2 separate regions of the Homo sapiens genome follow, and region 2 is linked to region 1. Evidence: chromatin loops called from intact Hi-C (ENCODE). Cell type or tissue: GM12878. All regions are shown on one strand. Each heading gives the region's core, and the rest is flanking DNA. Links, peaks and the distances in the headings are about the cores only.

Region 1 (16,933 bases), core at 3,631-11,630:
GCCACATTGGAGGTTAGAGCTTCAACCTATAAATTTTGGAGGAATATAATTCAGTCCATAACAGCAAGCAACTCTAGATAACTCTTTGAAGACAGTTATTATGAAGGGAAAGAGAAAAATGGGATAGAAATTCAAAAGACATGTGGACATGAGACAGAGGGGATAACTATAGAAACAAAGTCCCTGGAAAGGATTTATAATCTATAGAGGCCTTTGACCAGGTTGTCTTTTGACCTTGGCCAAGCACATCAACCACAGAAATGAGAAGGAAGTCAAAAAAGAGGAATAATTACGTGGGCAGGGTGGTGGCTTTCACAGAGAAATATGAAGGAGTTCCTGTCTAAATGCTCCTGCTTTCCTGATGCATGTAACACAAGCTTATAGTGAGCATGAGCATGGCAGAGAGGTTGGGTAATGTAGGAGGTTCACACAGAAGGCATGACATGGTCATCAGGACGTGTAAGCTGATGAAAATATTATGAAAGTTTAGTAAGATTCTGGAGATGTTGAGTGTCCACCTGAGATTTATGTCTGTAGAACTTAAAGAGAGACCAAGCAACACTGGGGGGATGGGTGTGTGTGTGTGTGTGTGTGTGTGTGTGTCTGTGTGTGTGTTTGTGTTTGTGTGTGTGTAGGTATTTTTTCCAGCCATTTTAACTGCTCAGACATGGGAATAGGATAAGCAGACAGTTAGGTTTAACCTGGATCATGACTCTGGAGCGAAGTCCAGTCAAGAAAAGAAATAGAGAATTAAAAATTTACACAAGACAATGCTTAAATGAGAAGAGATATAGATTATAGCTCAGTAAAAAGAAAATAAGTGAGAAGAGACAAAAACATCGAAAATGACAACTCCAAAAATAAATTTCCTCTCTGTCTCTTCTGTGATATAAAGTTTCTTAAGAAAGATAAGCTAGATACTCTTTGGCCATGTTTGCAATGGAGTATATACAATTTTGGACTCATTACCACATTAATATCAAATAATGCCACTATGATTAATAGTACATTACTTTTAAATAATGATTTATGTATTCCATGTACATTTTGCATGGAAAACTCAGATAAACTTGAGATCTGGGTAGGCAAAAATCAGGTGAGTACATATTTAAGAAACTCTTTCAGAATAAAACTTAATGGTAACTATCTTTCCTCACTCATTAGATTTTTCATTTAATTTTTTATTCCTAATACTTTTATCTTCAGAGCTTAGTATGTTTGATCTCAGACTGGTATTAATATGCATAAAAAGAAGTAGGATTTTACAGATGAACTTTTGTCTTGGAAATTAAACTATGTTCAGTCTTTCTTCCTGTCCAAATTTTGAGCTAAAATTCTGAATATGAAAACCATTTCTAGACTCCATGAATGCCCTAATCCTAAATTCTTCCTGAGTTGTGAAGTGGAAAATTAATCGTTTTTGTTGGAAAACTCCCTGTTCAATGGGTCCAGATCAGCACTCAGATGATGTCAGCAAATGTTACATTTTTTTCCAATTATGAAATGAATTATGGGGCGCTAGCTAACCACAGTTAGTCATTAAATAAAAGTATTTTGGCTGATACATTGTTGTTCTGCCAGGAAACACAGGTGTTTTGTTTTTAAAGAATTTTTTAAAACATTGCTTTAAGAAAAGATTGCATTGACAATCCTTCAGCACAAGCAATATAGAAGCATTAACAAGAAGGTGTTATTCATAGAGAATTTGTGTGGCAGGAGTAGAGATTGTATTTTCTCATATGAAATAAAGAATTGCTTTATGTCTAAAGAACTGAAATATTTGGGCTATGATATATGAAGACAGTGATATATGACTGCATATTTAAACACATTTATACGTGAAGTCTTAAGAGTTGAATGAAAGGCATCTTATAAACACGAAATTTTATTATTATCAAGAACAAACTTTCTTGGACTGGGATTTTTCAGAGAATGCTAGTTCATTCTTTCTATGATGATCACCAAAGATTGCAAATGCATAGTCTCAAAATGATGGCATTTACATCTTTTAACATCAAACAAGCTCTATTTGTTAACAGTAGAGCTAGTGCCATACTTTCATTTGTAGGTGGCTTCTTGAAAGATGAATGAGCATAAAATGTTTTAATTGGCCTAACAGTCATAGTGGCAATTTTTAATCATTTTTCACTTTCAGTAATAAACTTACACTTATCTTTTTTCCTTTTCAATCTACTGTCCTCAATTTATGTATCTCTAAATCACTCCTGAATGAAGCAGCTGCTTTCAACAGATTTATCTGAGGAATTTGATTATCTCATCCAAACTGTGACATCTTGAATCATGTATTAATGGCATGCTTATGGAATGAAGCAGTTTTCTGTTTCAAAATGACTTTTTTTCTGTGTGTATAAATGTCACATGTCTATAATCCTCCATACTCAAAAATTCTTACCTAGGATACAACTATGTTTAAAAAAGAACAATAACCTATTGACTAGAGTACCTTAATAAACTGTTGTTGGAATATTATATATTCCAAGAATAATAAACATATTTTAGGGCTTAAATATTGAAAGTGACATTTTTAATGTATCCCAGATATCATTCCCAAGACCTGGATTGCCTAGATCTTATTTCAGAGTCCCTAAATGCTTTTGTTGAAGACTGCACTCAGAAGTATATTTCTTTAGAAAATTTCTTCCCTTCTGGCCCGGCACGGTGGCTCATGCCTGTAATCCCAGCACTTTGGGAGGCTGAGGAGGCAGGCGGATCACAAGGTCAAGAGATCGAGACAATCCTGGCCAACATGGTGAAACCCGATCTCAACTAAAAATATAAAAATTAGCTGGGCGTGGTGGTGTGCACCTGTAGTCCCAGATACTCGGGAGACTGAGGCAGGAGAATCACTTGAACCTGGGAGGTAGAGGTTGCAGTGAACTGAGATCACACCACTACACTCCAGCCTGGTGACAAAGTGAGACTCTGACTCAAAAAAAAAAAAAAGAAAGAAAGAAAATTCCTTCCCTACCAAAAATAAATATGGATATTTCATTTTTGAATGCTGATGTACACCAGGGTCATTCTTCAGATTCTCAAGAGTGTCTGAAAAACATGTTTTAACCAACAGCATATTTAGAATTTCACTATTTATTCACAAATACATGGAATCCACTTGTGGCACAAAAACTTTTTTTAAATACCGAAAAGACTTAAATTATTTATGAAATAACTACTGCTAATATAGTTTGTATGTTTGTCCCCAGTAAAATCGTATGTTGAATTATAAGCCCCAGTGCTGGAGGTGCAGCCTGGTGGGAGGTGTTTTGATCACGGGGGTGGATCCCTCAGAGCTTGATTCTGTCTTTGCAATAGTGAGTTCTTGTGAGATCTGGTCATTTAAAAGGGTGTGGTTCCTCCCTCCGCCACCCCCAACCTCCACCCACACCCCTAGTCTCTCCTTGCTCCTGCTTTTGCTATTTGATGTGCCTGCTACTCCTTTGCCTTCTGCCATGATTGGAAGCTTCCTGAGGCCTCCCCAGAAGCAGATGCTATGCTTCCTGCACAGCCTGCAGAACCATGAGCCAATTAAACCTCTTTTATTATAAATTACCCAGTCTCAGGTATTTCTTTATAGCAGTGCAAGAATGGCCAAATACAACTGCCTATACAAAAGTAAATGATTCTGCAATAATCAGAGTGAAATATGAATTAGCTATAGTTCAGCTAAATGTTAGGGACAATTTGTGAAATGAGAGGACTCAGACCAGTGACCAGATTTTCTACTATGTTGAAAGAAAATAGAAAAGTATTTCTATGTAAAAGAAAATAGATCATGAACATATAATTCTTCCATATCCTTTCATTCTTCCACAATTAAATGTGGCCAATCCTATTGTCAAACATGGTCAGGGAATGTGTTGTTCTGCTCAAAGGTTTGGGTTAAATGATTAGTTTAACAAAAAATTGTATAGATATATAGTAGATATGTAACATACATATGTAACATATATACATACATATATGATAACTTTCAAAGACCTTGAATGCCCAAGTGATCCTACTAAAACTTGTTTAACCACAAATGCGTTAAATTCCACCATCATAGCATTCTAGCACTTAGTCTCCATGTATAACAATGTTTCTAAGTAGGGTTGAGGGAAGCATATGTAATTCTCACCTGTAATGCCTAAAACTTTGTTCCCAGATGGAGAATTCTCCTGACTCCCTGTTCCACTCACCATCCCTGGCCCTAGGCAAGCAAGAGGAACTGGATTTTCATGGTTTCCACCCAACGATGGTAGTCTCTATGGCCTGACCAGTTGAGGAGGTGCAAGGAGGCTGAGGGTAAAATCCAGAAGGCTGAAGAACTATGATGGAGTGACCAGACGTCCCTCTCAAAACTCAAGGGAAATCTAGTGGGGCATGGTGGCACATGCCTGTAGTCCCAGCTACTCGGTGGGCTTAGGCATGAGGATCGCTTGAGCCCAGGAGTTCTGAGCTGTAGTGAGCTATGACCATCAGATGTCTGCATTAAGTTCAGCATCAATATGGTGACCTCCCGGGAGTGGGGACCACCAGGTTGCCTAAGGAAGGGTGAACAGGCCCAGGTCTGAAACGGAACAGGTCAAAACTCCCATGCTAATCAGTAGTGGGACCGTGCCTGTGAATAGCCACTGCACTTCAGCCTGGGCAACATGGCCAGACCTCATCTCAAAACAACAACAACAACAACAACAAAAAAAAAAAAAACCCTCTAGGGAAATCTAGGTGAGAGGAATGCAGAATATTTAAGAAAAGTACCTGAAGATCTGATTTGCAAACTGATACATTCAAGGATAAGATTGTTTACATAGCAGAGGGATTACAATGGGTCCTAGGGACACGAACAAACACATTTTCAAGGATTTGCTTATAACTTTTTAAATAATAAAAAAAGAAATGAAAAGCTAAAATGTTATAAGCCGCTGGATGATTTTCAAACATGGAAGTTTCCATTCCTATTTATTTTTAATGTTCATGTCACTGGATAAGAACGGATCAGGCTGTAAGATACAATCCCAGCGTCCTGACCAAGCAGGACATAGGACTACCTCAGTCTCACCAATCTCTCTGCTTCATGGCCCAGCCCCCACCCTCCTGCCAAATCCCACCTTACTCAAACAGCACCCAGTCATTGTCTTTTTCACACAAGCAGAATATCAAAATGAAAGCCTCACAGGACAAATGCCCCTCATACTCTTGGGGACAGTAAGGAAGGTACATCTTTCAGCATGTATTTATGCGGGAGAACCCTCCTGACTCTTCATCACCTTTGACTCTCACCTTCTCAGGGGAGGGTTTTCTCCTTTGCTCTAACCCCACATGTCTCACCCTGCACTTGCTTTCTTTTTTTGCAAAAAGAAAAAAGGTCACCACTGATTAGACAAAGGAGCAAGAAATCATCTGCATTTCACAGAAAAACTTACATTCAGCAACTCTCTTTTTCTGATCAGGACATCTTTGATGATCATTTCCTGCAGAACTGTGCTAGGAAAGGCCCTGGGAATTTATTGTCCTTGTCTTTGACCTTGTTTTATTAAAGGACTGCTAGAGGTGGAGCAATAAAGGTAAGGGAACTCCTGAGGCTATATAAAACATATTTATAAGTAGGCATTTCTAGGCAGCATATCACAAGCTGGCAGGCTGAAGCTGGTGTAAGTCTTTCTTTTCAGCACATTCACCATTCCACGTAAAATCCCTGAAAAGTATTTGCTAACATGTTGCTATCAAAAAGATGCTATGTACCTCAATTAGACTAATGTTTTCTAAAAATATTTGCACCAAATGAATTCCTTCGTGTGGGCAAGAATCTTTTAGAAGGGCATTTATTGGGTTTTTGTCTGCTTGTGAAAGTAACAGAAGCTCAATTTTAGAAAAGCCCCAAAACCATGAGAAGGAAAATAAAAATCATATGTTATTCCACCTAACAGACACAACCAACGTTAACATTTTGGGGTATTTCCTTTCAGCAGTGGGAGAGAAGAGAGAGTTACCACATTTGGGATCATATTATATTATATATGTATTTTTTATATCTTGTTTTCATTTAACACTACATCATTGATTTAACTTTCAACAAATATTAATGAGCTATTATAAATCAGAACCAAGCCTGTCTCTAAATATTATGAGCATTTTCCAATGATACAACATAGGCTCCAAAACATGATTTTTAAAAGATATACAAAGTTCAAAAAGTGTGCTGTTGTATAACATAATAAAATCATGTTCCAGTTCTTGAACATACAAGTTATTTCTTTTTTGTGATAGTTTTATTAAAGTATAATAAACTGCACCTATTAAAAGTGTGCAGTTTCGTAGGTTTTGACCTATGAATGTAGCTGTGAAACCATCATCACAATCAAGATAATGAACACACGCATCACCCCCAGGAGTTTCCTTGTGCTTATTGGTAATCCCCCTCTCAGCCCTGCCCTGCCCTGACCCCCATCTCTAGGCGTCTGATCTGTTTTCTGTTGCTGTGGATTAGTTTGAATTTTGTAGACAATTTAACAAATGGAATAATACACTACATATTCTCTTTTGTCTGGCTTGTTTCACTCACCATAATTATTTTGAGATTCATCATGCTGCTGTGCAATCAATACTTTATTCCTTTTTATTGTTAATTAGTATTCCATTGTATGGATATACCACAATTTGTTTATCCATTCATCTGTTGATGTATGTTGTTTCAATTTTTTATTATTATAAATAAAAGTGCTATGAACATCGTGTCTTTGTATACTCATATTTCTTTTTCTCTTGGGTAAAGACTTACACACAAATGTTTATGGCATCTGAAGATAAAATGACTGGGTTATACAGCATGCATGTGTGTGCATGTGTGTGTGTGTGTGTGTATTTCCGAGAAATTGTCAAACTGTTTTCCAAGATGGTTGAAACATTTTCTTCCCCATCAGCAGTGTATGAAGGTTCCAGGTGCCCCACATCCTTGCCAATACCTGATATGTTTCAGTCTTACTCATTTTAGACTTTCTAATAAATACTTGGTCATGTCTTATTGTGGTTTCATTTTGCATATCCCCAATGACTAATAATGTTGAGCATCTTTTCATGTCCTTAGTCTGTTGGGAAGATTTCTCAAATTCTCAATCAGGTTTAACTTAAAGGGACAGCCTTCAGTCACAGAAGAGTCCTTCAAAATGTAAATTCTTAGGCATTCTTTCTTTAATGATACACTTCTGCCATTTTGTCTCATTTTTATCCAAGGCACTGAAAGTTGCAATAGAAATAAAAGATTGATCTTATTAATAGATTAACAGATCATGATCATGATGATGACGACGACAATGGCAGTGATTTAAAAGGCTTACCTAATCAACAGTTGGACAACTCTAAAACAAATATATTTAAAGAGGAACACCATCATTGTAAGGACCCACCACCACTTTTTAAAGAACCAAAGACCTCATGATCATGACAATTATGATATTACTTTATGCCTTTCCTCAGAAATCTCCCCACTTCTTCATGGTCAGTCCTGATTAGCAATTCTGACGTGGGTCTCTAATCATTTCTCGTTCATTTCCCCCAATCCATTTTTTCTGCAAACCTCTTACTCCATTCTATTTAACCCCATGCCCACTCTCCCTTCTCTCAGCAAATTATCTGCATTTTATATCATCCAGAAAATAATCTATCAGGTGTGATTTCTATTCTGTTTTTTCCCACCTTTCACAAACATATCTGCTTCTTCATTCATGGTTTCCCTCACTGCCATGTGTGAGAGAAATACATATTCCTCCCCTATCTAAGGAGGAGTAGTACAGACTCTGGACTCCTCTTCCAAATCTGTAGGCAGCTGGTATGTAGTACCTGACTCTTTCCTGTATCGTCAATCTTTACCTGGCCATTGATTCCTTTTTTTCAGCATCCAAGCCTGTTTAAGACTTTTGGAGCTTATGATTAAACTCTCCCTCCATTTTGTGTTCTTTCTCCAAAGCTTCCCTTCCCTTCAGAGCCACATTTCCAGAAAGCAGAGATTACTCCTTTCTTCCTCACTTTTCATTCATACCTAAATCAACACAGTGTAGTCCCACTAAACACCTTGACCTGTTTTGCTAAGAATCTCCTAATGGTCAAAACTACTGGACACTCCTCAGCCCTGATCTTATTTGACATCACAGCTGTTTTGAACTTAAGTAACTGTCCCTTTATTTGATTTCTGTTCCACATTTCTTCTCTGGTTCTCCTTCTACCACTGTAGCCACTCAGTCTCATTTGTATGGTCCTATTGTGCCTCACACCTCTTTACATTAGTCATCTCCAGAGTTGTTCTGCCATGAATCTTCATTTGTCCTTCTACTTGCTTTCTCCAGGAAATTTCATCCACATGTGTGGCTTTTTCTTTTTTTGAGACAAGGTCTCACTCTGTTGCCCAGGTTAGGGCACAGTGGCTTGATCTCAGCTCACTGCAGCCTCAACCTCCTGGGCTCAAGTTACCCCCTCACCTCAGCCTCCTGAGTAGCTGGGACTATAGGCATGAGCCACCGTACCCGGTTAATTTCTTTTTTTTTTTTTTTTTTTTTTGTAGAGACAGATTTTGCCATGTTGCCCAGGCTGGTCTCAAACTCCTGGCGTCAGGGGATTCACCTGCCTTGGCCTGCCAAAGTGCTGGGATTACAAACAAGAGCCACCACGCCCAGCCACATGCATGGCTTTTAAGTGTCACATATAACTTCTTAACTTATATTTATTTTTTTATTTAATTTTAAAAAAATAGAGACAGGATCTATGTTGCCCAAGCTAGTCTCAAACTCCTGGGTTCAAGCAGTCCTCCCACCTCAGCCTTCCAAGGTGCTGGGATTACAAACATGAGCCACCATCCCCAGCCTTAATCTATATTTTTACTCAGGACTTTCTCTGGAGCTTCAAACCAAAACCCAAAGTGTTCATTAGACATGTCAACCTAGTATCCCCTCTATCACTTCAAATTCTATAAAACTAAACTCTTCAACATTTCCCATTTTCAATTCTTCACTCCTGCCCTCAAAATCTGCTCTTCCTCCAACATAATTTTTATCAAGTCTAGGTTAAATCAGAACATTGGAAATCATCCTTTATCTCACTCCTATTTCCTAATGGTCTTATGGTTTTGCCTTACAAAGACTGACTGAATTGTACCATCATCACTATGGCACCCTCCTGACTACCCTACTTCAGGCCTTCCACATCAGTTTCCTAGACTTCTGCAATAGATACCACAGCAGATGAGATAGATCGGTGGGCTCAGCATCCATCTCTCTTCTTAGTGTTCGTTCCTGAACAATAGCAGATTAAAAAAACTAAAGAATTTATTTCCCCAAATTCCTTGCAGTTAGAGTTCTGGAAGTGATTTAGATTGCTCCAATCAGATACACTCTTCCAAGATTTGATTTTGCTATTGAATTAAAGGGAGAGAAGGGCCAGGCACTATGACTCCATTTTGCTAAAAAGAATCTAACAGGTGCAGCTTGGTTCTGAGTTGGCTTGCTTATTTTATACACAGATCATGGCTAAGGTGTGTGTTCCTGAGGCCAAGAAGCAGATAGGTCCTGAAGTGTCAATTTAAGAATCATTTCTGGAGGGCCCACCGGAAGCCTGCTGTTCCACCCCTTCCCACAGGTTTATAAGCACCATATGCCTATATTAAAACTGCTCAAAATTGCTCAAGTGGTTTCTATTATCTGCACCTGAACTCTGAGTAATCCAGCCTCTTTCTACATTTTATGCTCCTTGCACTGCCTCCACATGCCATGCAGTCTCACACCTCCTCTCTCTGGTTCATGGTGTCACTTCTACCTGGAATGCCTTTCCCTCCTTATGTGCCCATGTGACTTGAATGAGATGGAAAACATTGAACAGAGGGAAGGTGCTGTCAAGGAACAATTTTATATATATATGACAATCTCTGGGTTTGTAAAGCTAAAGATTTCTTCTGCAACATTTCTCCTTTCTCCTGTTCCCAAGGCAATTTTTAAATATATCACCTCAAAATCAGTTCATTATACATTCACAAAACTATGGCTGATTTCTGATAGTTAACTACCATCTATTACTATCTCCTCCTTTTAAAAAAAAATTTACATTTTTAGATTCTATTCTTATTTTTGGTCTCAAATATCTAGAAACAAACCAAAAATAAAAGTCTCTGAGAAAATGCACCTATTCTTATTCCCCAGGAATTCATTTTCTATGGTATTCATGGAAATGTTACATGGTCTAAGGAGAAACAGGAATGACTATAGCTTGTTCAAAAAGCACAAGATTGATTCTTTCATCCAATTCCCCAAGATCATGAACTTGAATGTTTTCGTCCTGTAGAAAGCTAGATTTCTCAAGACCATGTTATTTGTTGTATGTGAAATGAAAACTGACTTTTCATTAACGAGTAGAATATTAGTACTAGAAGGAATATTAGCAACCACCCCACACCATTTACAGATAAGGAGGCAAAAACCCAGAAAAAAGAAACTACATACCTGGAATGGCCTAGCATATTTATTGCAGAGTTGTGTTGTGTCCCATAATGCCAATTAAGGTATCATTTTCATATGCCTTTCTTTTGCGACATTTCCAATGCTGTTTAATGATCTGTGAGACCTAGTTTTTGTTAATTTTAGAGTAACTGGGAAATAGGGAGTTTTACACAATGCAAGCAAGAGCAAAGGACCACATATTCAAAACCTCTAAACCAGATTAATCTTTTCAAGTAATCACTATTCTAGGCTAGAGGAAACAGGCCCTAGAGAACTAATATATAACACAGAGCAATTCAGTTCAATCTTTTCTTATATTGCTGCTGAGACTGAAAGGGTAGGCTTTCCAGTTACTGCTTAGAGTCAAAGCTATCCTTCATATGTACTGACACATAAGCCTATGACTTCTCTCATTTCAAGTATTATTTTGGGCTTTCCACAAGGATGTCCAAATATGTATTCTTTCTTAACTGAGTTAACATACCCATCAGTATGTGAGGGCTCTTGCTTAACCAAGTGGAAAGTAAATCTATTTCAACCAGATTTTTTTTTTTTTTCACTATTTCCACTGCCTTATTTTGGACTTTCTAACTGCCCAGCTTTCAAGACAAGATCCATAATTATTTGCAAACCTCCACAAATTAAGAACCTGGAACAGTAGCTTGGCACTGTTCCAGATGCCCACGTGCAATCTCTCACACCTGTGGTCTCTTAGAGGGTCAAGCCTAAGTTGTCATCAAGTGCGGGTGGGCAGGCCACCATCAGACTCTAAGTCAGATAGCAGTTTTTACAGATCTAACTACTGTTGCTCCACTGGGTGTCCATGGAGACTGAAAAATTGGTTTATTGCCTAGAGAAATGGAAATAAAACCAAGTCATTTGGTTTCTATGTGGTTTCCACGAAGCTCAGGAAATTTTTTGGCAAATGATAAAACTACAGATGGCTAAAGCTACATGATTCCCTTGGTCAATTCTCGATCTTATCAAAAAAAATAAGCTCTGTGTACATTACTTGTAAAATATGAAAATATTCAAAATGAAGGCATATCAGATTCTCAGGTTATTTGATTTTTGGTTAGATTGAAACTATTATTTAAAAGAGTGACCAATATATGCAACAAAATCTAATAGGTTAAAAAGTCCTTGGATTCATTACATATGGAAAATGTTTCTCATCCACAAATTCAACAGTGTTCCAAGCATGAAAGAAAAAGCTAGTATTTAATAAGGGTGGAGGAGACTGAAACACCTATTCATTAATCCTATGGAAATATTTGTCACTCATATGTGGTTTAGGGAATTGGGTAAAAATAGCACCTTCCTAAGCATTTGTTCATCTGGGTATGGACCTTTATCTATCTGAACAAGTAAACATGACGTAATAGCAGACAGGAGACTTGTACAATGGACTCCCTGATAAATAAGGATGCAGAGGTGACAGCTTGGCACGTGTTGGCATGATTTCACAGCATCTGTTGGCCTACCGTCAGATAGAAAACAACGCCTGGCAGACTCCCTTTCTCAATGAATGCACAAAACTAGTCAGGCCAAGAAAGGTGGCATACATGAGTTACAACTGAGAATTGGCCTGAACTCAGCTGTTCAGTATTTGGGATAATTAATGCTGCTTTTTAGCTTGTCTCAGAAAACTTACGAGAAATACCCATAAAAGTTTAACTTCAGAAGTGAAAAATAAAAATTGATTTTATACATGAATGCCCATCGTGGCCAAGTAGGTATGAAAATTAATGTATGGAACTAAGCATAAGTAAAACAAGAGACCGGTGTGATGATAAATGCTACTGACACAGGGGCTCAGAGTTGGGGAAAAACTAGGAGTAGTGACGGCTGTGGCAAAGTATAGAACACACGTCTTCTTGAAAGGGAGTAATCACGGCTCCAGTCTACCTATTTGATGACATGTCTTCAAATATTACAAAGGAAGCTAGGTTTGGTTTGCCCACATCTTGCTGGAGTCCCTACAGTGACCTATTTATTTAAGGAAAAAATAGTAAAAGGAATGTGGACAACCGACGATAACCAACTCATTAAAATAATTTTGTATGTCACAAATTTGTATAAAAAAAGTAATTTCATACAAATGTATACACTGGCAAAAAAAAAAAAAACTGTGCATACAACAACCCCCCCACCCCCATGACACACACACTAAGCTTACATGACCCAGAAATAAAGGAAAGCTGACTTGGCTAATATACAGAAAACTGAAACATGGGCTATGAATCCAGCAAGGAAGGAGGAAAATGGTGTTTTCCTATTTTGTTTCTTCCATCATTCTCCTAGACTTTCTCCTATGTGTGGTTTGGCTTTGTGTTTGGGGCTTAAGTAATCAAGAGGTTACAGTGAAGGAACATGTGGAGTTATTTCTCACTTCTCCACCCTCTGCCTATAGAAGAGTCATTTCATTATAAGCCATTCCACTTCAATCATATTTTATAATTTGAAACCTTCCCTGGTTTCCCAATACTTGCCAAATAAAGTCCCAATTCCTTGGTTCAGGCCCCAACAAGCTTCCCAATATGGTCTCCACTGCCACACCCACCCTCAGCTTTCAACCAACCCTCCTCACCATCCCTCCTATCCACCACCATGTTGTCCTCTTCTACCTCTTGATAGTGCTTTTTCTCTGTTCCTCTCCATCAACCTCCTATGTATCCTTCCAGATCTACTTAAAATCTCATCTCCTGTATGAATCCCTCCTAGACCAGACCAGTTGAAGGCAATTGCTCCCTCCTCTAAATTTCACATGGAACCATAATAACGATGACAATAGCCAACATGTGCCAGGCTCTCCTAGCCTCTGATTCTCTGTGAGATAGACAGCACTATTGACCCCATTTTACAGGGGACTATGCTTGAGCTAGACATAAAAAAGAAAAGTGTATGTCTTTCCTGACAGAAAAACAACAGGAAGAGATCTCATTGGACAACTTGAACTATTTGCTTATCCCTGAACCAATTACAGTGGCCAGGCCTTGGATCACATACTGATACTATGGGGGTAGGATGAGCCAAACCCCAAATCATGCTGACTGATGTCAGAAGGGAGGGGAAGTTCCCAGAGGAAAGCTGGGGTTGCCTAATATGAGAAAGAACGCTGGGAAGTCCAAACAAAATTTCCACTCCACTTCCTTACCTGCAAAACTGTTAACTCCATTTAGCTCCTGCTCCCAAATTAACCGAGCCCCTGCTATCCTTCTTTAAGTAAAGCAAGACTTCTAGTCCATATGACACAGGGAGTTCACACTTTTACTCCCTCTGCTTTGACCACACAAAAAGGAAAGATAATAGACAACTTTTTAAAAAACTGGATACAAAATCAAAAGAAACATTTTTGTAGACCAAAAACAATAAAAGCAGCATAAAACTCTGAGCAGAGCAGGAATTGATAGACATATGACCATTTTAATACTTAAAACTAAGCATAAGGTTGGCCTCTCTCCCCACCTCCAGCTCCATTCTCAGTCCTGTATATGATCAGCCCCTCTCCCCATACCTGTAAAAGAAGGCTGGAGAAAACTATTACTGACCAACAACTAGGGCAGTGCCTTTAGCAATGTGAAAGCCTACAGACCAAATACAGCTTCCTGATAAAGTCTCCCACTGGCTCACTAACTGGATCTAAAATACCCCCATTGTTGCCTTGAAGGTGAGTCTGCAAAATGCTGTTGCATATTCTGCATAGAGGTGCATAGTGAGTCAGCTGAAGCTACCACCACATGTTTGGGTAGGGAGACATGAACACGATAAGGGGGAGGGTCTTTCTTTTTTTTTAATTATACTTTAAGTTCTAGGGTACATGTGCACAATGTGCAGATTTGTTACCTATGTATGCATGTGCCATGTTGGTGTGCTGCACTCATTAACTCATCATTTACATTAGGTATATCTCCTAATGCTATCCCTCCCTGCTTCCCCCACCCCACAACAGGCTCCAGTGTGTGATGTTCCCCATCCTGTGTCCAAGTGTTCTCATTGTTCAATTCCCACCTATGAGTGAGAACATGCAGTGTTTGGTTTTCTGTCCTTGCGATAGTTTGCTGAGAATGATGGTTTCCAGCTTCATCCATGTCCCTACAAAGGACATGAACTCATCTTTTTATGGCAGCATAGTATTCCATGGTGTATATGTGCCACATTTTCTTAATCCAGTCTATCATTGATGGACATTTGGGCTGGTTCCAAGTCTTTGCTATTGTGAATAGTGCCACAATAAACATACGTGTGCGTGTATCTTTATAGCAGCAAGATTTATAATCCTTTGGGTATATACCCAGTAATGGGATGGCTGGGTCAAATGGTATTTCTAGTTCTAGATCCTTGAGGAATCGCCACACTGTCTTCCACAATGGTTGAACTAGTTTACAGTCCCACCAACAGTGTAAAAGTGTTGCCATTTCTCCACATCCTCTCCAGCACCTGTTGTTTCCTGACTTTTTAATGATCGCCATTCTAACTGCTGTGAAATGGTAGCACACTATGGTTTTGATTTGCATTTCTCTGATGACCAGTGATGATGAGCATTTTTTCATGTGTCTGTTGTCTGCATAAATGTCTTCTTTTGAGAAGTATCTGTTCATTTCCTTTGCCTACTTTTTGATGGGGTTGCTTGATTTTTTCTTAAATGTGTTTAAGTTCTTTGTAGATTCTGGATATTAGCCCATTGTCAGATGTGTAGATTGTAAAAACTTTCTCCCATTCTGTAGGTTGCCTGTTCACTCTGATGATAGTTTCTTTTGCTGTGCAGGAGCTCTTTAGTTTAATCGGATCCCATTTGTCAATTTTGGCTTTTGTTGCCATTGCTTTTGGTCTTTTAGTCATGAAGTCCTTGCCCATGTCTATGTCCTGAATGGTATTGCCTAGGTTTTCTTCTAGGGTTTTTATGGTTTTAGGTCTAACATTTAAGCCTTTAATCCATCTTGAATTAATTTTTGTATAAGGTGGAAGGAAGGGATCCAGTTTCAGCTTTCTATATATGGCTAGCCAGTTTTCCCAGCACCATTTATTAAATGGGGAATCTTTTCCCCATTTCTTGTTTTTGTCAGGTTTGTCAAAGATCAGATGGTTGTAGATGTGTGGTATTATTTCTGAGGGCTCTGTTCTGTTCCATTGGTCTATATCTCTGTTTTGGTACCAGTACCATGCTGCTTTGGTTACTGTAGCCTTGTAGTATAGTTTGAAGTCAGGTAGCGTGATGCCTCCAGTTTTGTTCTTTTGACTTAGGATTGTCTTGGCAATGCAGGCTCTTTTTTGGTTCCATATGAACTTGACAGTAGTTTTTTCCAATTCTGTGAAGAAAGTCATTGGTAGCTTGATGGGGATGGCATTGAATCTATAAATTACCTTGAGCAGTATGGCCATTTTCATGATATTGATTTTTCGTATCCATGAGCATGGAATGTTCTTCCATTTGTGTCCTCTTTTATTTTGTTGAGCAGTGGTTTGTAGTTCTCCTTGAAGAGGTCGTCCACATCCCTTGTAAGTTGGATTCCCAGGTATTTTATTCTCTTCGAAGCAATTGTGAATGGGAGTTCACTCATGATTTGGCTCTGTCTGTTGTATAGGAATGCTTGTGATTTTTGCACATTGATTTTATGTCCTGAGACTTTGCTGAAATTACTTATCAGCTTAAGGAGATTATGGGCTGAGATGAAGGGGTTTTCTAAATGTACAAGCATGTCATCTGCAAACAGGGACAATTTGACTTCCTCTTTTCCTAATTGAATACCCTTTATTTCTTTCTCCTGTCTGATTGCCCTGGCCAGAGCTTCCAACACTATGTTGATTAGGAGTGGTGAGAGGGGGCATCCCTGTCTTGTGCCAGTTTTCAAAGGGAATGCTTCCAGTTTTTGCCCATGCAGTATGATATTGGCTGTGGGTTTGTCATAAATAGCTCTCATTTTGAGATACATCCCATCAATACCTAGTTTATTGAGAGGTTTCAGCATGAAGGGCTGTTGAATTTTGTCAAAGGCGTTTTCTGTATCTGTTGAGATAAGCATGTGGTTTTTGTCTTTGGTTCTGTTTATATGGTGGATTACATTTATTGATTTACGTATGTTGAACCAGCCTTGCATCCCAGGGATGAAGCCCATTTGATCATGGTGGATAAGTTTTTGATGTGCTGCTGGATTCAGTTTGCCAGTATTTTATTGAGGATTTTTGCATCAATGTTCATCAGGGATATTGGTCTAAAATTCTCTTTTTTGGTTTTGTCTTTGCCAGGCTTTGGTATCAGGATGATGCTGGCCTCATAAAATGAGTTAGGGAGAATTCCCTCTTTTTCTATTGATTGGAATAGTTTCAGAAGGAATGGAACCAGCTCCTCCTTGTACCTCTGGTAGAATTCGGCTGTGAATCTATCTCATCCTGGACTTTTTTTGGTTGATAGGCTATTAATTATCACCTCAATTTCAGAGCCTGTTATTGGT
Region 2 (16,933 bases), core at 3,139-11,138, 79 kb before region 1:
GTTACTATTATGATTCTAACTATTTTCCAAATAAGGAAACTGAGGCTCAAGAAAGTTAATTAGTTTGCCCAAAGCAAACAGCTGTTAGGAGACAGAGCTGGCTTTCATTCTTGCCTGACTCCAAGGCTGTACAGGTACAGTACACCACTGTTCTTCAAGTTCTTCTGGCTTTAAAGTGATAGGATAAATATATATATATAATTTATTTATTTATGGGGTGGGGGGAGGGAGTTTTGTCCTCCAAGTCATTGTTCCTCCTTTAACATTAACGAGATTAACTGAAAGTTAACATTGTGTGTGATGATATGTGATGATCACTGATTCCGTTTCTAGCCTGGGGACAGAAGTACTCAGATATAAGGAAGTAATAACCTGAAGGTAAAGATCAGTATACATAAAAATGTTACCAAGGGAAGTTGTGGAATCGACTACTCTGTCTTTAAAAATAAGAAATATTCACTACCTTCTCAAGGTGCAGAGATCAAATCTATGGTCCATAGACTAGAAGGATCATTCTGCCAAGCCCTGAGCAATTCAGAACATTGACGATTAGATTGTCTTTGCTTCTGCATTTCAGAGACCTGCAGTCTCCCTTCCTGTTTCCTTCCTCTCCTTCCCCTCCCAGCTCTTCCTTTCCTTTCTCTCCCCTCCCCTCTCTTTCCTTCCTCCCTTCTGTTTTTTCTTCTTCCTTCCTTTTTCTTCCTTCCTTCACTTTCCTTTTCCTTCATTTCCTTTTGTCTTTTTCTTCTTCTTTTATTTTCTTTCTCTCTTTCTTTCTTTTTTAAAGACAGGGTCTCACTCTGTCACCTAGGCTAGAGTACAGTGGTGAGATCCCATCTGCAGCCTCCACCTCCTTGACTCAGGCGATCCTCCAATCTCAGCCTTCGAAGGAGTAGCTGGGACTACAGGTGCAAGCCATTCTTTTCTTTTTTAAATTACAAAACAACCACACATCCATTGAGAAGACAAATCAAACAATATAGGCATATAGAAAGCAAAAAAAAAAAAAAAATGAAAGTTCTCACCACCTCTCCACACCCTCTCTCCAGGTGGTAACCACTGATAAAAGTTTAATGTGTATCCTTCGGGTCATTTTCTATGCATTCACAAAGAAAAAGGAAGGAGAAAAGCAGAGAAAAAGAAGAGAGAATGGAGGAAGTTATTTCAAAACAGATAATATCGTGTGCATTTTGTTCTGCAGCCTGCTTCTTTCAAACAAGACTGTCTTATAGACATCTAATATTTATATTTTCTTTTACCAGCTGCACAGTATTTGTTAGCATAGAGGTGCCATAGTTTGTTAACTCTTCCCCTGTCAGTAGACATTTAGCAGTCTCTAGTTTGCTCCTGTTCCAAGATATACTACGGTGGAATTTTTGTCCACGTATCTTTATACATTTAATGTGAATATTTCTGTGGAACAGGTGTCAGCAAGGGGGGTTGCTGGGTCAAAGGTAAGAGCAATTTGAGTTTTCACAGGCATTGTTAAATTGTCTTCCTAAGTGTCTAGGAAGTTATGCTTCTACCAGTTATTAGTTTAGCTTTCTTTTAAACATTTTACATAAATAGAAACTATTATTATTTTCACAAAACAGACAAATGGGAGTAATGACTAGAAAGTATACAAAGGCTTCAGGATCTTCATTTAAGAATACTTTTCACTCCCTTTTATCAATGTTTTGCGACATTGTTGCTTTTTCTCAAGGGGAAATAGTGGCATTCATGAGGTTTGTTTCTTGGCTTTGTGGGGAGGGGGGTGCTAAAATTAACATACAGTGAAAGTCACAAATCTTAAGTATACATACAAGTCAATGAGTTTTGGTAAATGTAACAGAGGATATTTCTATCACCTCAGAAAATTCCCATATACTCTCTTCAATAAATCCCAGTTTCCATGAATACCCTCCTGCACATATTTTTGTGGACACATTTTCTGTTCCTTTGGCTAAGTTTATAGGAGTAGAAATGCTGAGTGATAAGTGTTCTATGTTTAACTTCATAAGAAATTACCAAACAGTACCATTTTATATATTTATCAGCACTGTACAAAATTTCTAGGGGTTCCACAGTCTCACCAACATTTGATATAAAATGATATATTATTATAGTTTTAATTTTTATGTCCCTGATGATTAATGATATTTGAGCATTTATTCTTGTACATATCTTTTGAGAAGTATCTGTCCAAGCATTTTGTCTATCTATTACACTTCTTATTTGTTTTTCCAATTATTGACTTGTAAGAGTTATTTATGTATTCTCTATATAAATCCTTTGTAGGATATGGGTATTATAAATATTTTCTCACAGTCTATGGCTTACTGTTTTTAATTAATGGGTCCAATATTGTCCTATGTTTTCTTTTAGTAACTTTCAACTTTTAGGTTTTAGGTTCAGATCTGTAATAATCCGTCTGATTAATTTCTGTATATTATGTGAGGTAGAAGCTGAGGATCATTTTTACTCTATGTTTACCCAATTTTTCCAGTACTGTCATAAAGACATAAGTCACCCTTATTTTATTATTTTAATGTCTATAGCAGGGGTCCCCAATCCCCAGGCCACAGACAGGTACTGGTGCGTGGCCTCTTAGAACCTGGGCCACACAGCAGAAGGTGTGCAGTGAGCGAGCAAGCATTACTGCCTGAGCTCCGCCCCCTGTCAGATCAGCGGTGGTATTAAATTCTCATAGGAGCACTAACCCTATTGTGAACTGTGCATGCAAGGGATCTAGGCGTATGCCCCTTATCAGAATTGAATACCTGATGATCTGAGGTGGAAGAGTTTCATCCCGAAACCACCCACTCCCCAATCATTTCATGGAAAAATTGTCTTCCACAAAACTGGTCCCTGGTGCCAAAAAGGTTGGAGACTGCTGGTCTATAGGCGCTACAGTTTTATTTTATTCCTGATATTAGTAATTTCTGCTTCTATTTTTTTTCTTGAATCAGCTTTGCTGGGAGTTTATAAATTTTATTACTCTTTCCAAAGAAACAACTTGTCAGCAAACTTTCGCAAGGACAAAAAACCAAACACCGCATGTTCTCACTCATAGGTGGGAATTGAACAATGAGAACACACGGACACAGGAAGGGGAACATTACGCACCGGTACCTGTTGTGGGGTGAGGGGAGCGGGGAGGGATAGCATTAGGAGATATACCTAATGTTAAATGACGAGTTAATGGGTGCAGCACACCAACATGGCACATGTATACATACGTAACTAACCTGCACGTTGTGCACATGTACCCTAAAACTTAAAGTATAATAAAAAAATAAAATAAATAAAAAAGATATATAAGATAATATCACCAAAAAAAGAAACAACTTGTGTCTTTTGTTAATTTTCTTTATTCTTTTCTATTGCATTGATTTCTACTTTTACATTTATTATTTCTATTATTTACATATATATGGTTTAACTGAGTTTAATTTGTTCTTTTTGTAGTGGCTTGAAGTGAAAATTTACATCATTGATTTTACATCTTTCTTGAACTAAATACCAGCTGGAGTGCAGTGGTCTGGCTCTGTCTCCCAGGCTGGAGTGCAGTGGTGCGATCTGGGCTCACTGAAACCTCCACTCCCCCAGCTCAAGCAATTCTTCTGCCTCAGCCTCCTGAGCAGCTGGGATTATAGGCATGTGCCACCACACCCAAAAATAAAAAGTTTTGTATTTTTAGTAGAGACAGGGTTTTGCTATGTTGGCCAGGCTGGTCTCAAACTCCTGACCTCAAATGATCTGCCCACCTCGGCCTCCCAAAGTGCTGGGATTACAGGAGTGAGCCAAGCTCCCAGCCTAACTAAAATATAAACATTTCAAAGTGTATTTCTTCTAATAACTGATTTACCTGCATTCCACAAATTTTGATATATGTTCATTATCATTCATTTTGAAAGTTTCTCATTTTTCTTGTGATTTCTTCTTTAACCTACAGTTCATTTAGCAGTCTTCAAGAGATCTTATTGTAATTAATTTCTCATTTAACTCCTCTGTGGTAAGAAAACATATTTGTAAAATGCCAGTCCTTTGAAATTTGAGTCTTGTTTTATGGCCCAGCATATGGTCTATCTTGATGAATGCTCTTTATGTACTTAAAAAGAATATATCTTCTGAAGTTACTGGTTACAGCATTCTGTGAATGTCAGTTAGGTCAAGATGGTTCTTAGTATCAAAATCTCCCATTTTTTTGTTTTTGAGATGAAGTCTCCTGTGTCGCCCAGGCTGCAGTGCAGTGGCGCAATCTCGGCTCACTGCAAGCTCCGCCTCTTGGGTTCATGCCATTCTCCTGCCTCAGCCTCCCTAGCTGGGACTGGGACTACAGGCGCCCGCCACCACACCTGGCTAATTTTTTCTTTTTTTTTTTTTAGTAGAGACGGGGTTTCACCGTATTAGCCAGGATGGTCTCGACCTCCCAAGGTGTTGGGATTACAGGCGTGAGCCACTGCTGCCGGCCTAATTTTTCACCTAGTTATTCTTTCAATTACTGGGAGGGTGATGTTAGGTCTTTATAATTGTGGATTTGTTTGGTCCCCTCTTTAGTTCTGTCAGTTTTTGCTCCTTATATGTTGAAGTTTTATTATTAACTGCATATACATTTATAATTATTATGTCTTTCTGATGAATTGATCTTTTATCATTATGAAATGCCTTTAACTTCTACTAATATTCCTTCGTTTGAAGCCTGCATTTCTCTAGGGTGAACACAGTCATATCCCGTTTCTCTTGCTCACAGTTTGCATGGTATATATTTTTACTTTTATTTCCAACCTATCTGTATCTTTATATTTAAGGTGCATATCTGATAGACTGTTTATGGTGGAATCTTGCTTTTTTATATTATTTGGCAATATTTGTCTTTAGTTAGTGTTTAATCCATTTATGTTTAGTGTAAGTATTGATATAGTTGGATTTAGGTTTACCATTTTGTTATTTATTGTCTATTTACCCCATCATTTTCCTTTGTTTCTCCTTTCCTACATTATTTTTGCTTACTCACATTTTTGTAGTATTCATTTTAGTTTTCCCATGGATTTAACTATACATTTTTGTATTTTTAAAGTAATTAGGTATTATAACACGCATTATTGACTTACCACAGCCTACCTAGAGTGAATGTTTGACCCCCTTATGTAAAATGTAAAAGCCCAGAAACAATAACATTCCATTAATTCCCAGTCACATGCTATATATCAACATACATTATAATGCCACAATGCAGTGTTTTAAATGTTGCTTTAAACAATGAGCTATGTTTTTTAAAAAGGAAGAAAAAATATTGTATATTTACCTACTTTTGAAAAAACATTTTTGGTGTTCTTTATTTCTTCTGTTGATCTGAGTTGGTACTTAGTATTATTTCCTTTGGTCTGAAAATGTTCTTTTAATATACCTTTAGCAGGTCAGCCTTTATCTTCATTTTTGAAGGATATTTTAGTTGGATGTAGAAGTCCAGATGGACACATTTTATCTTTCAGCACTTTGAAGATGTTGTTACATTGTATCTGTCTCATCGTTTCTGTTGAAAAGTAGGTGATTAATTATATCATTGATCCCTGTATGTGATATCTTTTTCCTCTGACAACTTTGGCTAAACTGTGCCTAGATGTTTGTTTTGTTTTGTTTTGTTTTGTTTTGTTTTGTTTTGTTTTGTTGTACTTGCCTTGCTTGGGGTTTTCTGAGCTTTGTGGATTTATAATTTGATATTTTTCCATTAGTCATCTATTATTTTTTAAATGTTTTCCTTTTCCCTGTCTTCTTTTTCTGGGAAGCCAATTTCATATATATTGGATTATTTGATACTTTCCCACAGGACCTTAAAGTTCTCTTCACACACTGTTTCACATAATTTTTCTTCTCTCTATTCTTCAGACTGGATAGTTTCTATGGATGTCTTCTAATTAACTAATCCTTTGCTCTTAAATTCATCCAGTAAATGTTATTTCAGACATTGTACTTTTTAGCTTGAAAATTTATATTTCATTCTTTTTTAGTTTGCATTTTTCTGCTGAAATATTCCATCTGTCCACTTATTATGACTATCTTATTCTTTAATTCCTTAAACAAATATATAATAGCTAATTTTAAGTCTTTGTAACATCTGAGTCATCTTGGGTCATTTACTGTTTGGTCACGTTTCCCCATTTCTTCATATGTATGTCTAGTACTTCTTTAGTGTATACTGGACATCATAAAGAATACGTTATAAAGTCTAGTTTCTGTTTTTTCCTCTCAACAGTACCGAATTTTGTGGTCCATGGCATTTAAATTACTGGCAGCTCACCAATGAACTTTTAGAGGCTTAATTTTATGCTTTGATGGGGTGTGTTTCCATTGTGTTATTAGTCCTAAAGCAAATCTCTGGAATCTGATAACTAGTCTTTATAACTAAAGCATGAGTTTTCTAGAGTTTAAGTGGAAATCTTGAAAAACTACCAAGCCCCTCAAACTTGGCAGGACTCAAACTCTAAACTCTGTCTTGGTGCAGTGAACAAGAGCTTAAAAATTTCTGTTCTGTTCTTTCAGTCTCTCAGCTACAGTTTTTCACTGGTCAACTTGGAGTTTCCCCTTCACACGTACAGTTCAGGGTCACCAAAGATTAGAGAGGAGATTATGAGCAGATTTGGGGCCTACCTAGCCCCACTGTGATCTTTCTCTCTGGGATTTTTACCCCTCAATTTCCAGATGTTGTGAAAGCTCCAAACACTATCCTTTGACTCCTCAGGTCAATAAGACTGTAGCTTTCTGCTTCAATTCTAGCTGTCCTGCACCAAGTGGAGTATAGAGCACCTTTGGAAAAATCAATAAATACATTGATTTTATCTAATGTGGTTCCTTATTTCAAGGATCAAATTCTCTCTGGTTTTGGGCTGCTTTGTTGTCTCCCCAGTATGTTTCAATTGTTTTCTTTTAATATTTTGTCCAGAGTTCACAATTGTTATCTGTAGGAAGGGCAGTCTGATACAAACTACTGCAACACAACCAGAACCAGAACATATGCAGGCAACTTTTTCATTCTATTTCACTTCAGTAAAAAGTTTTGCACAGGTAGCATAAATTACAGCAAATTTGAAATTTTAGGTGAATCTTTTATTTTTGAATCACAGGTTTCCATTTCTAGATAATCATTGCTTTATTAAAAGGTAGATGCTCCAAAGAGAGAAATAAATGCTTGCCTTCCTTGAGACAATCTCAAAGGAAATGCCATGTCTGTTTTTGTTTAATTTAGTATTTGTAATATAAAGAGGCTTAAGACCTCAGCCTTCTAAAAGTTTTCAACCTGAAAGATGTGAGTTTATTATTATCTATGTGGCCTCCCAGTTTTGCAAATAATCCCTTGAAAACCTCCCTATGGCTGTTTATGTAAATAAGAGATAACTCTGTTTTAATTCATTTCACTGGGTATAGTGTACAAATTAAGGGAAGGAGAGCCAGGTATAAGAATCTAGTGAGCTGGGAAATATGGGATGTTTATTTTGTAGGATGTGGTTTAGAGATTCCTGGTTGGAATGGCCCATACCATAAGAGTTCCGGGTGGGTGCCATGCCACACAGGAAACAATTGTAGCCTGCCCCTGGGAGTAAGCCAGAGAGCTAACAAATTCAGTGTGCATTGTAATGCTTCATCAACACGCCTTCTGCAGGGCCTGCCCTCTCTGCTGGGTCACTGACCTTTATAAGTGCACAGTCATGGCCATCGCCTGACAGGCATGAAAAGGAGACAGACAATGGACGAGAAGGAGACATGCACAGAGGGGGAAAATGCACTCATTCAAGGGATTTACTGGTCAAGGATGTCATGTCCTATGTCCAGTCCCAGAATGCATGTGGTGGTGTTTAAGCCATGCATATCTAGCTACATAAATATAAGGAATGATTATCATCAATATATGAACATAAAAATATCCCTGAGAATCGTGATTGATTTTTGTGGCAGCACAGAACAATGTAGAAAGTAGTTTTGTGCTATAAAATTTTTCACCAATTTATAAAAGCTTTAGATCATTAAAATTGATTAGAGTGTCATACAGCCTGATTTCAAAGGCATTCCAGACTCCAGAGGCGGCATCAGATAGTGACCCGCAAGCTGGGGAGAAAAACATTGAATTTGCATCCTGAATTTGTCCTAAAGGAGCTGTGCAACCTTTGGCCATTTGTTGCAAACAATCAGGCTCCCATTTCTTCATCTGTATACGAGTAGGTGCCATCTTAGTACAATGATACCATTTCCCCGATATTTTAGGATTTCTGTGTTTGTTACTATTCCTTTGCATCCTGAGATGATTCATATAGTTTCTTTTTCAGGAAGTTTAGGAAACATGTTAACACAGTGATTTTCAAAATGAACTTCTGAAACCCTATGTATTTCCCCTGTTCAGTAAGACATACTGGTATTATTTTACATATTGGAATGCCATGTGGACTTTTATTTCTTTTTATTCCATTTTTAAAAGGAGTCTATTTCAAGTCAAAAAAAGCATTTGAAAACCAGTTCTGAAGGATGTTCCTTTTACCTCTGATGGTGTATGATTCTTGTAATGAAAAGGGGATGCATAAATTTGTATCTTTTATTAATAAGCATTTTTCAAAGGCTCTTAACAGTGATATTAAATTAAATGTCTCTCCTATTGATTCTTGATCAAAATAGTGTTCTTATAGAAAAACTATGTATAGCAGATGCATCTGGAAAGGGACATGTGTTCTGAGAACCCCACTCTAGAATGGGAGCACTGTTCTAGAGTACATATACAGCCTCTACCACTACAGAGATTGTCACACAGAGTGGTATTATCACACTGGGTTTGTCAGCATTTCATGGTCTCTAATGGTCTCCTGTGCTTATAGAGCCCAGGGGCATCTCAAAAATGGCATCTTGGCTGGCATTCCACCTCAAAGTGCCTAACAACCCATCTTGCTTCTTGAAGAACTTCTGCTGATTATCAGTGGTTCAGGAAATGTAATCTAATTTTTAACACAAACCAAACCCAAACATAATTACATGCTAAATATGTAGAAAGAACAAGCATATGATGCAGTTCAAAGCCAAATAAACGTGATTTCTATTTTTGATCATTGAAAAGTAATCTTTCTCACCACTGCCTTCTGTAAATATAAGGTAATGTGTGTGAGCCACATGCAAGTGGGTTCCTAAATCCCACTGTATATTTAATATTTATAGTAACTTTCACTCAAGAATCTACTCCCATATGTGCTAGCAATCATTTTTCCACTTTGAAAGCGTGAAGAAATTATTCCCATTTTACAAAAGTAAATAAATTTAGTCCTGGAGAGGATAACATTACAGTTCATTTTCATGTATAAATGGCCTTCCCTGCTAGAGACTGAGCACCTCTATGGGAAAAGAGTGGTGTCCGATTAAATGCTAAGGTGAAAAGTCCAGTTCATCCTCTGGAAGAAAAGAATGATATGTCCTTGTTCATCCCTAAGCCTTCCGGGTTGGAATAACGATAACTGGGATTTCATGAGAACCTAGAAGAGTGATCTTGTTTAATGTATTCACTCCCAAAATACAGTTTCTGGACTACCCTCTAGAAGCTTTTATTCTGTTGTATACAAACTCATTATCATTCATACAGCCTAAAATTTCACATAATCATTTGCTGAACACTTTGCAGTTAGGCTTTTTAGATATATTTTTAGTTTGTTCTTGATTTCCCTATTTGTTTTTTTTTTCTTGCTGGGGGAGAGGGTGAGACATATTGAAATTTAATAGAGATGATTGTTAGACAGAATTTTGAAGGAAGTGAGTGTACTCACCCCACCCACTTCATCAGGAGATGCTTCCTCTGTGAGGTGGGATTTGAGTCATATTAATTTGTCCCAGACCACACCAAAATTAAGCTGTTCACGTCTGAAACATTCCATGAATTCAGTTGCGAGGAGGAATTTGTTCAGCCATGTTATGGATTCATATTTCTCTCCTCTCCCAAGAAGGTCTGGGTGTCCTTATAAGGGAGAACGCCTCTGTTTCCCACAGTGTGGAGAGCGAAATAAATACTCTCTCACAGTCAATGCAGAGGTAACTTTTTTTTAATGGATTAAAAAAAAAAAAAAGCAGTTCTGAGAGTCCATCACTGTTTCAGCATCCCCATTCAGAGAGGGGGCTTTTGTCTCTCTCTCAGTGGGAGCTGCCATTTTAATGGGGCCTCCAGCAGGGCCTGGTTTGATGATGTGAAGTAGGCCTGGAAGAATCGTGGAATTTTTTTTTTAATTTAGATTTTGGTTAATTTAACCATACTGGCTTTCAAATGAACTGAAATGTAAAAGTGAATCCACGGTAAATGTCCCTCAGAAGCTGCTACCAGATAATTTCAGCGATTTCTCATCTCTGAAGCTCTCTCATGTGAAAACCAATCCCTTGAAGTTCTAATAGGCATTACCGGCCGTCTACCCCCAACCCCCAATCTATTTGCAAAGATGAAAATCGGGAGAATTCATTCTTAAAAATATGCATACGCATACACAGACACAAACGTGCACTCCTAAATGCTAAATGAAAACATTGCTTTTAGCTGATTGGTGATGCCAAGCCAGGATTGGGATAGCTTTGTGGTAATTCTGGGGTTTCCCTTTTGCCTGAGTCATGAACACCACGGTACATGGAATGCTCCCCGACCCCAGAGCCTTGGGAGTGCCAAAGCTACTCCCCAAGCCCTCGCCCCAGAGGAGGATTCCAAAATCCCCCACAGCACACTTTCTAGATAAAACTGTTGCTCTCAGTAATGAGGCCACAGCCTGCAGAGCCAAACTGGCCCGCAGGCCGCTTTCTGCAGGCCTGGCGCCGGACCTGCTCTGCCCCCGCCCGCTCCGCAGCCCCCGCGGCCACACAGTGGCTGCGCCTGGCAGCTGCGCGCCCAGATGCCAACCGCTGGAATGTGTTTTATGTTCCCGCGTCTCTGCCTGGCTGGCCTCGGGGGAAGGCTCTTCCCTGGCCTCTCCGGCTCCGGCGCTGGGCTGCGGCAGCTGGGGAACCGATGTGCGATCATTTTACACATGAGCTAGCTGTTCACCCTTCCAGGAACTGTTTGCCTGCACTAATTCCGCGCAAGATGCACACACTGAGCCCCTTTGTAGGGCTGAAGGATGACAGTCTCTCCAGCCTAGATTGATTTAGTAAATGACTGACTGCATGGGCCTGAGTACCTGGGTATTCGTGTGTGTGTGTGTGTGTGTGTGTGTGTGTGTGTGTGTGTGTGTGTGTGTGTGTTGACTTAAAGGCGCTCCCTCTTTGCAGAAATAAATGAATTAATGAATTTTTAAAAAGAAGGTAGAACTAACGCATTTTCGAAAAAAGCAAACATCAGGGAATGTGCAGTTTGTTACAACATATCTATCCATGATTCCATTTTGGGGGAATTTATATGAAGATATCCCACAATCGGGCAATCGCCAAACAAGAAAGCATCCTTAATTGAGTTGAAACTGGGGGTAAGGGGACAGAAAAATCGCCCCCATAAAATAATTTCAAATTCAGCCTTGTGTTTCCCAGTAATTGGGCTGTCTGAGGATGAGACTGGGAGTGGAAAAATCCAAGTTAGTCTTAGAGCTGCACTTCTCAAAAGTGGCTGCAAAGGCTTTGAGGTGGTCAGTGATTTGTGTTTATTTACAACAATGCTTTAATTAATCATATTTAATAAGATTTGATATCACTTCATCGGTGGCTAAGCAAAATATTAATTATGATTTAGTTTGTTGACTTACCACTATCAAGAACTTGGATGATGATTTTTTTTAAATCATTTTATCTCTCTGTGCCTTTTCTATGCTTCAGAAGTGACAATGGCATGTTTAAGAGTCTAGGAAACATTTGAGCCTGGGATGAAAAGTCAGATACTGAAGACCCAGTTGTACACATAATGCATTTTTAGAGAAGATACATAAAAATGGACATCCAGCCAGGTGTAGTGGATCATGCCTGTAATCTTACCACTTTAGGAGGCCAAGACAGGAGGATTGCTTGAGGGCAGGAATTTTAGACCAGCCTGGGCAGTATAGCAAGACCCCATCTCTACAAAAAAAAAAAAAGAGAGAGAAAGAGAAAAAAAATGGACATCACTTACAAAGTACACTCTCAATAGCAGATATGCTCTATCTTTAAAAAAAGTTTTGAATTATTAATGTATCACCTTCTTGTTAAAGAAAACAATACCAAAATGTTTAAAATTAAAAGTAAAAATTACCTCCATTCCCACTCCCCTGGAATAATCACTTACAAATCCAACAAGTATCTTTCCAGTCTTTTTAAACACACAAACACATATACTGTATAATATATATGTGTATAAAATATATGTGTGTATTGCATATGCTTGTATACATGCAATATACATTTAATGTACCTATAGAGAGAGGATCGCTTCTTTTTAATGGGATCTTGTTAAACATATTGTTCTATAACTTCCTTTTTACTCAGAAATGTAATCATGAATAGCCTTTAATACCAGTATTATATTATTTGTAGTGGCTCCATAATATTCCAGAATATCAGTGTATGTTTTATTTAGTCCTTCCCATATTTATGGTCATTAAAGTTATCCCAAATTCTTCAGTAATATCAATAATGCTGCCATAAACATCCTTGCATATATATCATAAATTTTAAATATATATTTAAATGCAGCTGTTTTTGTTGTTGTTTTTTGTTTTTGTTTTTGTTTTTGTTTTTTGCCTCTGTGGAAACTGGAACTGTCAACTGAGAAGGGAAAGGCAGCACGAAATGAAGTATAAGTGTTGCATAAAGAATAAAGGCTCAAGTTGCAAAGCAGTGAGTTGGAGTTGGCTTATAGGAACAGAAAGCAGACTCATTAAAAATTGCATTTTGATGTATAATATATTTTTTTCAAAGTCATGAGGCTCTATGTTCTCACAATGTCTTCTTTCAGATAACATACCTGTAGGTGTGCACAACTCCGTCTCCAACTTTGTAACTGAACTGGGCATGGAGTTGGGTTCACTTTGTAACTTTGAAATCTTGATGAGCAGCACAGGAGCCATCATGGCTTCTCTGTAGCTAAGGAGACTGCAGTAGTTGCTACAACCAGTAGCTATATTTGGCTCTATTTCTCAAGCACTGAAATTGAAAATAAAGAAGTATTTTTCCTTCACTTTGATCTCCTTTCTATCTTGCTTTCTTTTATTGTATATTCTTTTTGAAAGTCACCTCATATTCTTACTGATTGGGTCTAGAGTCATTCCTTTATCCATTCACTTATTGATGTACATTGATACATGTACTGAAATACATCAAGTAGAGCTCATTTACCTTCATTATACCAGGAAAAAAAATCACCATTTACCATCTGGGGCCAATAAACCCTTTAAATTTTTTAAAATATTTTCAAAAATATTTTTAAGTCATTTTGCAAATAATTGATAGAAGTAAGAATAAGGGATAGTAAAAAAAAAAGTTAGAAATGTTAATAAGAATTTAAGCATAGCAAATTTAAATTTTCCATATTTTCCTGCTTTTGAAGGTATCTATACCCAAAATAGACGACGTCTTTAAAATTCAACTAACTGCCATACCTATCATGCAGGAGCCTGCAGCATATCCATAGTGTAAATATTGATTCCTGATTTCAAATAACTCTTTAATAGGTTTTAGCATATTCATGGTTCTGCTCTGTTTGGCCTTATCAAAATGTGACACATTTGAAATTTTTAACAAACCAGAATTGTGTTGGCATTGTCACAGGATTCTTAGGGTATTGCTTCGCCAGCCGGAAATCTCTGTGGCCGGTGGTGCCTTTGCCTAAGTTTTGCTTGGGCCTGCTGGGCCCACTCAGCCTGGCAGGCTGCACTCAACTCGTGCTACTGGCCTGGATCCCATGCCTGCCAAGGGTGAGCAGAGCGGTGAGGGGTGTGTGGGTAAGTGAGGTGTCCGGCCACTGCGCACAGCCAGGCATGCTGGCGGCAGTGGGGGCAGGGAACTCCAGGAGCCAGCACAGGTGTCGGCTCCCTGCAAGGCTGCAGCTGGACTAGCCTTGCATACTGCATACTGCAAGCAGCTTCCACGGCTGGCACCAAGGAATGCACTGGTGCCCAAAAACTTGGAGACAGCAGGAATTGCTGAGCCCCAAAGGAGGTGTCACAGCCCTGGCTTGGGGAGCTCCCAGGTCTGAGCTCCCCAAAGGGTCGCATTTCTTCTCTCCTTCTCTCTGCTGTCCTTCTTGTTGCCTACAATGTGGCGAGCAAGGGGCACATTTCAGCCCTGTGTTATAGCTCTGTTGACCCTGCCATTTGGTGGGTCCCGAGTTCTTGTCTTGCATCCAGGAAGAATGAGGTACATGGACAAAGGAGGGTGAGCAAGGCAAAGCAGGAGCTTTATTGAGTGATAAAACAGCTCAGAGGAGACCCACAGTGGATAGCTCCTCTCCACAGCCAGGGTGTCCTGATGAGTGTTCAGCTGTCAGCAGAGAGGAAACCCTAGGGTGGGTAGTTCCTCTCTGCAGCTGGTCATCCTGTCATCTTTTTTGAGTCTGGCTGAATCTGGGGGTTTTACGGACTTCAGAGGAGAGGAAGTATGTGCTGATTGGTCCATGGGTGACCCAGAAAAAGCACTGTAATCTCCTACCCTGGTCTGTGGGACTGGCAGCCAGGCCCCCAGGCTTCAGGCTTTCTCTGGCTTGAAGGTGAGCTTCCACTGGGGACCCGTCCCTTTCGGCCCAGGAGCCTGTCTGCCTCCTACTGCTGTTCATGGCGCCCAGACTGTTCATGCCGAGGGGCACCTGCAGGCCAATGCAGAGCTGTCCTCAGCACCCCCTTTGGCCTCCCTCTTGTGTTTGTTGGTGCCCAAGGTCTGGTGGGGGCCAAGGCAGCAGGGGGCTGGCATGTAAGCACTGCCCTGAGCTTGTGCACACCCAGCCAGGTTGCCATAGCGCCCAGGCTGGTCCTCAACTTTGCTGCAAGATCAGACCGGCTGCCAGCAGTGGGGAGAGGCCAGGGAGCAGGAGCCTGTGGGGGAAGAGGGGCTTCCTGGGACCCTGAAAGCACAGAGATGCCAAGATCTGCAGCCATGGCTTGGGCAGCTGCAGCAGCACCTGGGAGGGTGGGGATCCTGCCTGCTTCCAGCCCCCAAGGACACAGGGATGCCTGGGTCTGCAGCCCCAGCTGCACCTCCCCCACTGCAGCGGGCATCATGGCAGTGGCTGCTCCAGACAGGCCACCACTGCCATCAGCATGAAGACTGACATTTTCTTTGCTCCATAAGTGCCAAAAAATTTTATTTCTGGATTTATGAACACCAGTTAAAATAATCCAGTTAATTTTTTACTTCTATATCTTGTATTTTCTTCCAGTAACCTTTGTAAACACACCTGCCTTCAGAACTCATTTGCTAATAAACCACATGGAATAAATTTTGAAACAATTTGAAACAATAAAAGATACTCAACATCTTTTCAGCAAAACAGAATGGTTTAAGTTCTTATTGCAAAATATTTCCTGTTGAATGACTAACTGGATGAGAATACCATATTTTCTTTATTTATTTAGAAATGAATTGTTCATTCATTGATTCTTAAGTATGGGAGAAAAAATTATACCCAGAATATTGTCATCTGAGGACTCATACCTGAGATTTCACTTCTCTGACCAATTTACTATCATCATTATGGCCTAGGAAGCTGATACCTGTCTCTTTGCATTCTTTTTCTGTTCCATCGAATAATACTTTCCTCTATCAACTTATTTTTCTTTGCCATTATGGGAAGAAAATGGAAATTTTTAAATCCTCAACTGTGTTTAGTCTTTAAAAAGACTGCAAAAATGTATCTCCATACTTCTCTTATTCCCTACTTTTTAAAAATGCAATACTTTGCACAACCCAAAAAGAAAACTAAAGCTTGATGCCACCATGATGATTTATTTATTTCCTTCCAGGAGGTTTCATTATTCTTCCATTTTCTTATTATTTTAATCTTTTTAGAAAAGCAGAGTTGAAAACAATTAAATAGCAATGCTAAAATCATTCCTAGCAAGTTGAAATAGCAAAATGGAAAAAATAGGCTCATGAAGATTTCTACCATCCTATCTTGTAATTACCATGCAGCTCCATTGGACCCTGTATAAAGCTTTATACAGGCAAAACCCTGTCTCTACAAAATATTTCTTAAAAATTAGCCGGGCATGGTGGCACACACTTGTAGTCCCAGCTACTTGAGGGGCTGAAGTGGGAGATTCACTTGAGCCCTAGAGGCAGAGGTTGCAGTGAACCAAGACAGCCCACTGCACTCCAGCCTGGGTGACAGATTGAGACTCTGTTTCAAAAAAGAAAAATAAGTAAATTTTTCCTCAGTTCTTTGGAATAATAAAAGACATCAAATATCTTTAAAAATAGTTACAAATAAAAACTCAAAAATAAAACGAGATGCAAGAGGTCCTGATGATGTTCTGAAGGTTAAGGTAGGAGGTATTCTATGGATCACATCATAGCCTCTTTTCCAGGTCATGCAGATTCAAGGTGAGGCAACTGACTAATGAGGAAGGTACTGAACCAATGCTTCACTTCAGACTCTTAAAGAAGGAACACTAGCTAAAGATGGAAATAGTGATATTAACAATAGGTGCTCAGAAATAATTTTGAAATTTCATGTTGAATGTAATCTTCTGTATTTCAATAACCATTTAACACAAGAGAAACTGCTATGAAAGTTAAATAGCTTACCTAAGGTCAATTAAATGAAATATCCTGATCCTCAAAGCTAGGGACACTTATGGGTTCATTCAATAAACATTTACTGACTGTCTACAATATGAAAGAGACTGTTTCTGGATAGCATATGTAGATACCTTTCAAAATGGGTTAAATCTAAGTGAAAGTATTCCAAGAATGTCCTACTTGAGAACGATGTCAGTTTTCCAAACTTTAGGTCTCTAACTTTAAAAATGGCCTTTAGAAAATTCCTCACTCACCA

Evidence for each region. A loop is a pair of places that touch in the nucleus more often than their neighbours do. Peaks named below come from ENCODE experiments on the same cell type or tissue, not always from the same donor. Only the 100,000 strongest peaks of a DNase experiment are listed, where the experiment ranks them.
Region 2: a loop joins it to region 1, with 2.3 times the contacts of the local background. A loop is called at or near these places in 2 of 110 quality-filtered maps.

Annotation. Positions count from the first base shown.
Region 1 is chr7:92,958,743-92,975,675 of GRCh38, reverse strand. It overlaps the pseudogene RN7SL7P. Among named protein-coding and RNA genes, the nearest start is that of CDK6, 130 kb to the right of the region's middle. In GM12878, for the core only: no CTCF peak of the experiment used is centred there; a DNase peak (open chromatin) is centred at 7,005.
Region 2 is chr7:93,037,543-93,054,475 of GRCh38, reverse strand. No RefSeq gene overlaps it. Among named protein-coding and RNA genes, the nearest start is that of SAMD9, 72 kb to the left of the region's middle. RefSeq lists enhancers at 9,884-10,615, 13,397-13,911, 14,603-14,742, 14,944-15,459. In GM12878, for the core only: no CTCF peak of the experiment used is centred there; a DNase peak (open chromatin) is centred at 6,515; H3K27ac peaks cover 807 bases.